Linked DNA regions of Mus musculus: region 2 is linked to region 1. A link is a loop called in an ENCODE intact Hi-C map of the cell type or tissue named here. Cell type or tissue: heart. All regions are shown on one strand. Links, peaks and the distances in the headings refer to the core of each region. The heading gives the core; the rest is flanking DNA. Region 1 holds the start of Hunk (hormonally upregulated Neu-associated kinase). Region 2 has its middle 8.3 kb from the start of Gm35939.

Region 1 (4,385 bases), core at 209-4,208:
GGAGGGCCTGGGACTCAGAAACTCACCAAATGTTCTCCCTCTCCCCCTAGCCCTCTCCCCTCCCCCTCTCCTTCTCATCTCTATAATCAGCTAAAACCCACATCTATTAGTTAAGCATTAAAGGTGTAGGGTTAGGGAGATAAAAGCTATGAATAGCACCACTGTTTCTTTAAAGCTCACCGTTGAAGGAGCTAATATCCAGGTCCCTCCCTGATACTCTGTTGTCCCCAGAGAAAGGTCCCTCCTGGTTAAAGAAAAGCATTGCAGGAATGACCAAGGTTTGCATCCCTGGCCTCTGCATTGACAACTATGGTCTTTAACTAGATCTGATCAACTGGTCCAGGGGGAAAAAACCTTATATTCAACAATCCTCCTCTCAATGCAAAGATGAATTGAGCCATCATAAAGACAGGAGGAAATGAGACCCTTCATCTAGACCCCAGTTGGGCAGAAACCTCCCTGTATTTATTCCTGCTAGGCAGGAGCTAACACAGGAGTCCAGAACTGAATCAGGGCTGAACCCTGAATACCCCAGGCAGTGCAGCCAAGGACAAAAGTATTATCCCATGGGGCAAAACTGCCCTAGTGAGGAGCTGAGGTCCAGCCCAACATGGCAAAAAGCTCTAAGAAGTTCTGATCTCTTTAGAGAGGTGATGTGCATAGCCAGACTAAATCCTCTAGATTTTGAGAGCAAAGTCCTTCGCCTCTCCCTGCCAGAACAGAAATGAGCTCCCTGAAATCAGTCTGCATCACTGATGTGTGTCCGGCAGACAGCCCACTGCGCACCAAAAAGTAAATAAATATTCCCTTACTCCACTGAGAACAACTAGGACGGGTCTAAAGAGTTTCTCCTTTGAAGAGCTAATGTGAGTTCATACTGAATGCTGGGTTTTTTTTGTTTGTTTGTTTTTTGTTTTTGTTTTTGTTTTTTTGTTTTTTGTGGGTGTTTTTTTTTTTTTTTTTTTTTTTTTTGCTTGGAAATTCGGGCAAGAGACACTTGAAAATGACTGCTCGGTCTAACCCTGCTTACCCAGTATAAAGGGGCACCCCACTTGGAATGGCTACAGAAAAAGAAGATAAAGTCAAAGGGTGATGGAACCCAGTGCTCAAATGTAGGGGTTTCCAGGACAACAGAAACCAAGAGGAAATCAAAGGTATCCAGAGGCTAGAAAATGACTAGTGTGGTGGCCCTGGCCTGTCACCAGACTTCTCACAGTTCATCACTGTCACAAACCCCTAGGCTGGGCAAGGAAACCCAGAGCAGCAGGCCCGAGGGCTTGGCCCTTGGGCTATTTGCTGCTAGGACCGGCTGAGTTCCCCTCCTCCGCCCGCGCGGACAACCCCCAGCCTGGGTGATTAGAGTATTGGGTCCCTACAAAGATACCAGTTTGGCAGCCCAGAGCAATTCCCTGCCTGAGGCCACCCAGCCTCAAAAGTAAGTCAGCTTCTTGGGTTTCTTTTCACAAATCTAAGTTAACACCTGAGATCTGCCCGCACCCGGCCTGGCAAGAGTTCACTCTCTCACTTCTAATTAGGTCGAAGTAGAGTCCCTCCGGGTGTGGGGGAGGGGCCCCTTTCCTTTACTGTCTTCTAGAAAGATGAAAAGGTATCTGCAAACTTCTAGAGTCCAGGGCCTGTGTAGTTCTGCACCTGCCAAAAGCAGGATCGTTACTCCAACAGTTGCCCCAGCCCACACGGGGGGAGAGGGGAGCTTACAGGGCCCCAACTCCCCTCCACGTCCTCGCCTGAGCCCAGGAGGGATGAAACTCTAAGCAACCTCAGACTGGCTGCCTTGCTCTCCCGCCGCCGCACATTCCACAGGCAAAGCTGAACCCCAGCCTGGATCTAGTTCCCGCCTCTGCACTGATCCATGCCCCTACCGCAGGACCCTCCACCGCCACCTCTCCCCTCCCTTCCCTGGCGTCCGCCAGGCGGCACCCTTCCAAAACAAAACAGAAAGACGGTGCGGGGTAGCTTCGCGGGTACATCTATCTGCCCGGGTACCCCACCCCACGAACGTGAGCCCATCACCACCATCATCCATCAGTAGGTGCCCGGTGGCCCACTAGGAGAGCCTGAGCGTGCGTCTAGCCACACTGGGTTGGAGAGCCAGGCTGAGTGCTCGCGGGACAGTGCTCCCGGGTCCTCCCGCCAGGCCCGCGCACCCCAGCTCACCTTTTCTCCCGTCAGCACGTGCAGCCCCTCGCGCACCTTGGCGAAGGAGCCCTCTCCCAGCTTCCTGCTGCCGATGAGGTAGTTGCCCACGCGCTTGTGGTGCTGGAAGTCCCGGAGCCGCTCGCGGGACACGCCGCTCACCCAGGCGGGCAGGAAACTTCCCTCGCAGGCCGCCGCCGGCCTGGTCGTGTCCTCCGCGCCTCCATCGCCCCCCGGTGCCGCCGGCTCGCCCAAGAGCCCGTCCCCCGCCGCTGCCGGCATCGCGCTCGCTCGGCTCCCGCGCTCGCAGCCGCTCCTCCTCCGGCTCCCGGGGCTGCCCTGGCTCCTCCTGCCGCCGCCCTGGACCCGGCCCCGCCCGGCCCGGGTCTCTGTGCTCACGCCCCCCGCGCCTCTGTGCTAGCGCCGCGCGCAGACAATAGCTGGCGACCGGGCGACCGGGGACCCGCCCCCGAGAAGTTCGTCCTCCGAGGATCGATCGCCCAGATCGCGCCCGCGGTCCCGTCTGGTGCCCCGATCGGCTGTGAGAGGGAACAGCGGCTGCTGGTCCGAGAGGGGCACAGTCCGGTGGCGGAGTCCCCCAAGCCCGGGCGCCGCCGCCCTCTGGCCCGCCGGGTCCTCAGCGGTGCTCCCCGGGGCCGCTCCCGCCGGAGAGGAGCGCGCGGCGGGCTGCAGGCGCCCTCTGGAAGGCAGCAGAAGAAAGCCCCATTCAGTTTGAATTTGCAGAAATTTAATCCGCTCGCGGGCGGCGGGGACAGAAGCGAGCTCCACTCCGCAGCTTGAGCACTTTCAAATCCCTCGTAGCCCCTCCTTCCTTCCCCGCGCGCAACAGCCGAACTCGACCCTCGCTGGAGAGGGGAGGGGAAGGGAGCGGCGGAGTGGGCGGCGAAGCCACCTGAGCGCCAGACAGGGGGACCCCGCGCGGCCGCGTAGACGCGCGCTCCTGGGCTGCCCAAGACCTGCTGCCTCCCGGGGTGCGGATCGCGCAGGTTCTGAGCTTGAGCTTTCTGGCCCTTTCGAGAGTGAATGTCCTCACCAACAGCACCCACCATAGGCAGGGGAAAGAGAAAGAGAAGCTTTGGACTGTAGCAGAGTTGGATACCCAACCCAGAACCTGGCACACAGTAGGGACTATGGAAGATGGGTGGGTGGGTACCTAGCAGGCTATGTGTCGGGGCTCGCACACATACTCGATTGCTGTTGTCCGTGGAGAAGCAGCCGCCACAGCTAACAGTAGTGGCGGCAGCGTAGGAACCAGGGCGTTTGCTGCTTGTGCGCGTTCGTTTGCCCCCTCTCTGCTTTCCTTAGAGATGATGTATTGCAGGGTGAGCCGGACCGGACCGGACCGGAGCCTCACTGCTCCTGAATGCTTTTATTCTGCGGGCTCTGTGAGTGCACTGATTTCACCTAAACAATAAACATAAACAGCCTGAGACACCTACCCATTATTCTCCAGGATCCCCAATATATTCCTGAAGCGAAATGAGAGACACACACACACAAAAAGGATGCGGAGAGGGCTTTCCAAAATGCGACCTGTTGAGGTGCCCGCGTCTAATGCAAATTTAACCTCTGATCACACATCATCTGAGCTCAAAGGGAGGATTCGGTCCTAACAAAGTTCATTTCATTGTTTACCCCGCAGTAAACAGTTATGACATCATCGATCCACATTTATGCTCTGAGGTGGGGGAGGGGACACAGCTGTCACCCATCCAGTCTTGGGGCGGGGAAGATCCCTTTCCTGGCCTATCTAGAAAGTAACCCCCAAAATGACCGTTTTTCAAGTTCAGGCATCTGTTGGTTTGAACCACGCATAAGCTGTGAGTCTCCACCCTTGCTATTATGACCGAGTCTAGTCTTGTCTTGGGTTGGGGTCTCATTGCTCTGGATTTCCTACGTTAAAGACAAGCTTTCCACTGCTTTCTTGCTGTACTTGAGGGACGCCTTAGCTCCTACAGTTTCTGCAGGGCTCATCCAAACATTTTCACGTTTCTAATTCAGTAATTGAATTTTTTAAAGGCAGGAAGTGGGGAGAGGGAGAAGATGCTAGGTTCAAAGTGTGGGGAGAATAAAGCCCATTTTGGGGGTGAAGCCCATTTCCTTCAGGAAAGGATTTAAAGTTTCCCAATATTGCATTAATTAAATTTTAGGAAATTAGCTCTTTGTGAAAATTTAGAGATTCATTTGTTGCAATTTAAGGCAAATCCCAG
Region 2 (4,385 bases), core at 163-4,162, 150 kb before region 1:
AATTGAGAAAATATTTCTATAAAGGGGCAAATAACAATTACTTGGGGGTTTGCAACCCATCTGGTCTTAGTAGCAACTACAGCTTCACCATAACAGCTCAAAACAGGCCTGGACAACTCTGAATCAACGTGACTGTGTTCCAACTTGACTATTTGTGGATCTTGACATTTCAATCTTAGATGCTAATATTTTTACACATCACAGTTTATTATCTGTCTTTTTTTTTTTCCAACTACTAAACATAAGCTGTGTTTTGAGCTTGCAGGGTGAGAAAAGCACATGACAAGCTGGCTCGGGGTGGGAGACACTGGGGCAATGGGTGACTTTCCTAGCCCCCCCCCTTCCTCTGATATGCCCCCTTCAAAGCACTGCTTTATGCTTTCCCGCAGAAGGGAGCTGTGGCTGCTCCCTCCATCTCTCCAGCAATCCTTGTTTGCTGTGAATAAAGGATCTGACCTTGGCACCGTTGGTATTTGGGGCTCGGCGATCCTTTGTTGATGTAGGAGATCTTGTGTACTTACAACATTTAGCTGTGCCCCAGCCTCTTCCTGAAAGGCACCACTAACAACTCTATCTTCTGGACGGTTACAATTTTTAAAATGTTCATGGAAGACCAACATGCATGGAGTATAATCCAAGAGCCTCAAACAGTATGTTCTCCCCGCCCCAACTCCTCCACTGCCTCTTGCGCCTCACCTTCAAGTCACATGACATTCCTGGCAATTTTCCAGCACACCAAGACTGATAACACATCTGTGTCCTTGCGTCTTCCAAAAACTCCCTTCCCATTCTGTCCACCGTGTAAATAACCACTCACTTCTCAGCACTTGGCGCATCCCACTCTATCTCTGAGATGCTTGGAGAATTGAGTCCCCGCCCCACCCCATCACCCCCGCCCCACCCCCAACCACAACCACAACCCCCTGCACCCTCACAACAACTCCCTCAGGTCTCTGTCCAAACACTTAAAACTCCTTTGCAATTGTTTTCATGCCTGTATCCATTTTGTACATAAGCCCCCAGGGAACTCCGTCCACTCCTGATGCCACCCGCAGCCCCAGCAATCGAACTGAGATCGAGAAAGTCAGTGTCTTTGAAGGTACAACTCAAGATGGAGAAGCTAGGGCTGGCTTCTCCTGACTCCAAACCTCTGCTATTCCTTTGACACTGTACCTAGACCTGGTATTTGCTCTGCCGTCAAAAAAACTTTACAAACCAAAGTGATATTTCTGGGAAGGAAGGGGAAGCAGGGGAAAACAGTTTTCATCCGTGTTGCCCCATCCTGTGTACACTGATCTTCTATTTTGCTAGACGGTTTTATGTCAACTTGACACAAGCTAAAGTCATCTGAGAGGGGGGAACCTCAATGAAGAAAATAAGATGGAGCTGTAGTCAAGCCTGCAGGGCATTTTCTTTATGCATGATCCATGGGGAGGCCCCGCCCATTGTGGGTGCAGTCAGCTCTGGGCTGGTGGTCCTGGGTTCTATAAGAAAGCAGGCTGAGCAAGCCAGTAAGGGGCACCCCTCCGTGGCCTCTGCATCAGCTCCTGCCTCAGCTCCTGCCTCCAGGTTCCAGCTCTGCTTGAGTTCCTGTCTTGACTTTCTTCACGGAAGGACTGTAATGTCAAAGTGTAAGACAAATAAACCTTTACACCCCAACTTGCTTTTGGTCATGGCGTTCCATCATACCAACAGAAACCCTACCGAGAATGCCCGTTAAAGCCCTAGAATGTGTTAGCTGCACAGTGCTGGGGACTGACTGCTTTACAGTGCGTAACAAATCCATGCCAAGGGACCCAAAGGAATAAAGACAGGACTTCTGCAGAGGCAGCAGAATCAAGGACAGAGCACCGAAGTCCAGGTCCCCAACAACCCGGATACCAAAATGCCAGAGGATTATTCAGCTGCCTCAGGGAGAGGGAAATTACCGTAATTAACTCATGCCGGACAATAATATTGTGACACTTGATTTTTGCAGCGGGGTTTAAGCTCGTTCACCCTGCTGGCAGCCACAGGATTGTTGTGGCCACCTGAGGTCTGAGAGACTTGGAGGGAGTTTTAGAAAAGTACTCACTGGACTGAGCTAAAAAACATCTGGGTTTTATTTGCAGCAAGGAGGTCACTGAGAGGATTGTGAAACCAAAGGCAAGCCCCACGAAGGCTGAAAGCTAGGATGGTTGAGCCTCACTTGCTCGGGACTCCGTGCTGCAGCCCCAGGGCATCTGGCAGTCTCGCTCTGCCCAACATCCTTGACTTTCACCAGAGCATGGTTAATGAGCATCCAACCATCTGGACTTCATTCCAGAACCCTCTTCCCTTGGCTTCCTTCAAATGAATCTGGATCTTTTCTCTCTTATAGACCTTCCCTCTTCCTCTCCCATGAATCTCACTGTCACACTATGACCCAGTCAAGGAGCAAAGCAAATCAGGGACACCCTGGCCAAAGAGCTCAGAGAGCAGGCAGGAAGTGGCCAGCAGAACAGCAGGTCCTGAAGTCAGGCTGCGACCACCTCCTAACTTTACAGAGGAGAAACCAGAGGCCAGCACGAAGCAGCTCCTCAGAAGGGCCACTTGACTCAGAAGGACTCCTCAGGCCATCAAATGCTTAGCAACAGATACGGCCCCTAAGGGTGGTATTTCCCAACTAGGCACTATTTCACACCCACTGAGAATGCAGGGTCTCTTAAAAGACTGAGAGGAAACAATAATGTTTCAAACATGTTGCTAAGTGAACAAGAGAAAGGTGAGACTAGGGACCTTATTGGGTGAGCCTGCACTTTCCCTTACAGTAACAAAATGCTTGAGATAGCCCACTTATAAGGAGCAAAGCTCTGTTTTGGCTCATAGTTCTCGAGTTCCCAGTACAGGACTGCTTGGACCCATTGTTTTGCGGGCTGTGGCAGCACATCATGGTGGGAGCCTGTGGAAGCTACTTTTCTGTCACTGTAATAAAAATACCCCAAAAAGGTAACTTAAGGGAGGAAGGATTTATTTTGGTTCACAGTTGGAGGAGGCCGTCCATCGTGGTACAGAGGTCATGAGGCAGGAGCTTGACGAGGCAGGTGGTAACATTGTATCTACAGCCATGAATCAGAGGACAGAAAATGCTGGGACCACTTGGTTTTCTCACTTTCAAACTACTTTGTGTATATGCGTGCATACCTGTGGTGATTCGAATATGATTGGCCCAGGGAGTGGCACTATTAGGAGGTGTGGCCTTGTTGGAATGGGTGTGGCCTTGTTGGAATGGGTGTGGCCTTGTTGGAATGGGTGTGGCCTTGTTGGAGTGGACGTGGCCTTGTTGGAGTTACTGTATCACTGTTGGAGTGGGCTTTGAGTGCCTCCTCCTAGTTGCCTGGAAGCCAATCTTCTCCTGATTCCCTTCGGAACAAGATGCAGAGCTCTCAGCTCCTTTTCCTGCACCATGCCTGCCTGGATGCTGCTATGCTTTCCACCATGATGATAATGGATTGAACCTCTGAACCTGTAAACCAGCCTCAATTAAATGTTGTCCTTATAAGGGTTGCCTTAGTCATGTTTTCTCTTCACAGCAATGGAAACCCTAACTAAGACAACCCCTGAGTGTGTGTACATTCACCATGACATTGCACATGCTCACAGAGGCCAGAAGAGAGCACTGGGTACCCCGGAACTGGAGTTCCAGGAGATTATGAGCTGAAATGTGGGTTCTGGGTAGGGTCTTCTGGAAGATCTCTTATGCACCACTATCGTCTCCTGTTTGTTAGCTCCAGGATCCCAGCCTGTGGAATGGTGCAGCCCACACTTAAAGTAGCTATTCCCACCTCTGATGTGGGAAACATTTTTAAAATGGCGCCATCCTGCACTATACCCTGCTATTCTCTGCCCGGCAGTCTCACCACCTCTTGGCTAGCCCCAGTCAGCCGTCTTTCTCTCATTTGCCTGCCTCAGAGCCGCCTCTTCCTTCTCAGCCACCCCCCTTCCCCACCCCCATGGTCGGCAGTCACAATTCCCCTTCACTTAGTAAATCAAAACTCTAGAAACTTATAATTAATCAGTCAGATTGATAGATCAATGAATTCTCAGTTCTCAAGATGCCCAAACAGTCATTTCAGAGCCAATTGATAATGATATAAATTGCCCACCATGATAAGACAAATTGTCCTGGAATTATCCATCCTTTATATCATACTCACAGCTACCTGTGGCTATTTAAAGCCACTCGGAGTCTGGATCATCTTTCTCTTCCTCCATCTTCCTTCCTTCTCCCCCTTCCTTCTCCTCTGTCACCATCTCTGAAACTCTTCACTCTGACTCCCTTTTCCCTGTCCAATCACAGGCTTCTTATTGTATTAATATTTAAAGTGATTGGACAGGGAAAATTCTGCTACACATATCACCTAATG

The links. Peaks named below come from ENCODE experiments on the same cell type or tissue, not always from the same donor. Only the 100,000 strongest peaks of a DNase experiment are listed, where the experiment ranks them.
Region 2: a loop joins it to region 1, with 2.2 times the contacts of the local background. A loop is called at or near these places in 5 of 42 quality-filtered maps.

The regions. Positions count from the first base shown.
Region 1 is chr16:90,384,507-90,388,891 of GRCm38, reverse strand. Hunk (hormonally upregulated Neu-associated kinase) reads right to left here and starts at 2,495. Exons shown (of 11, transcript NM_015755.2): 1 at 2,176-2,495. The coding sequence starts at 2,436. In heart, for the core only: CTCF peaks have their summits at 1,917 and 2,856; DNase peaks (open chromatin) are centred at 1,881, 2,621 and 3,001; H3K4me3 peaks cover 4,000 bases; H3K27ac peaks cover 4,000 bases.
Region 2 is chr16:90,531,120-90,535,504 of GRCm38, reverse strand. No RefSeq gene overlaps it. Among named protein-coding and RNA genes, the nearest start is that of Gm35939, 8.3 kb to the right of the region's middle. In heart, for the core only: no CTCF peak of the experiment used is centred there; a DNase peak (open chromatin) is centred at 2,074; H3K27ac peaks cover 485 bases.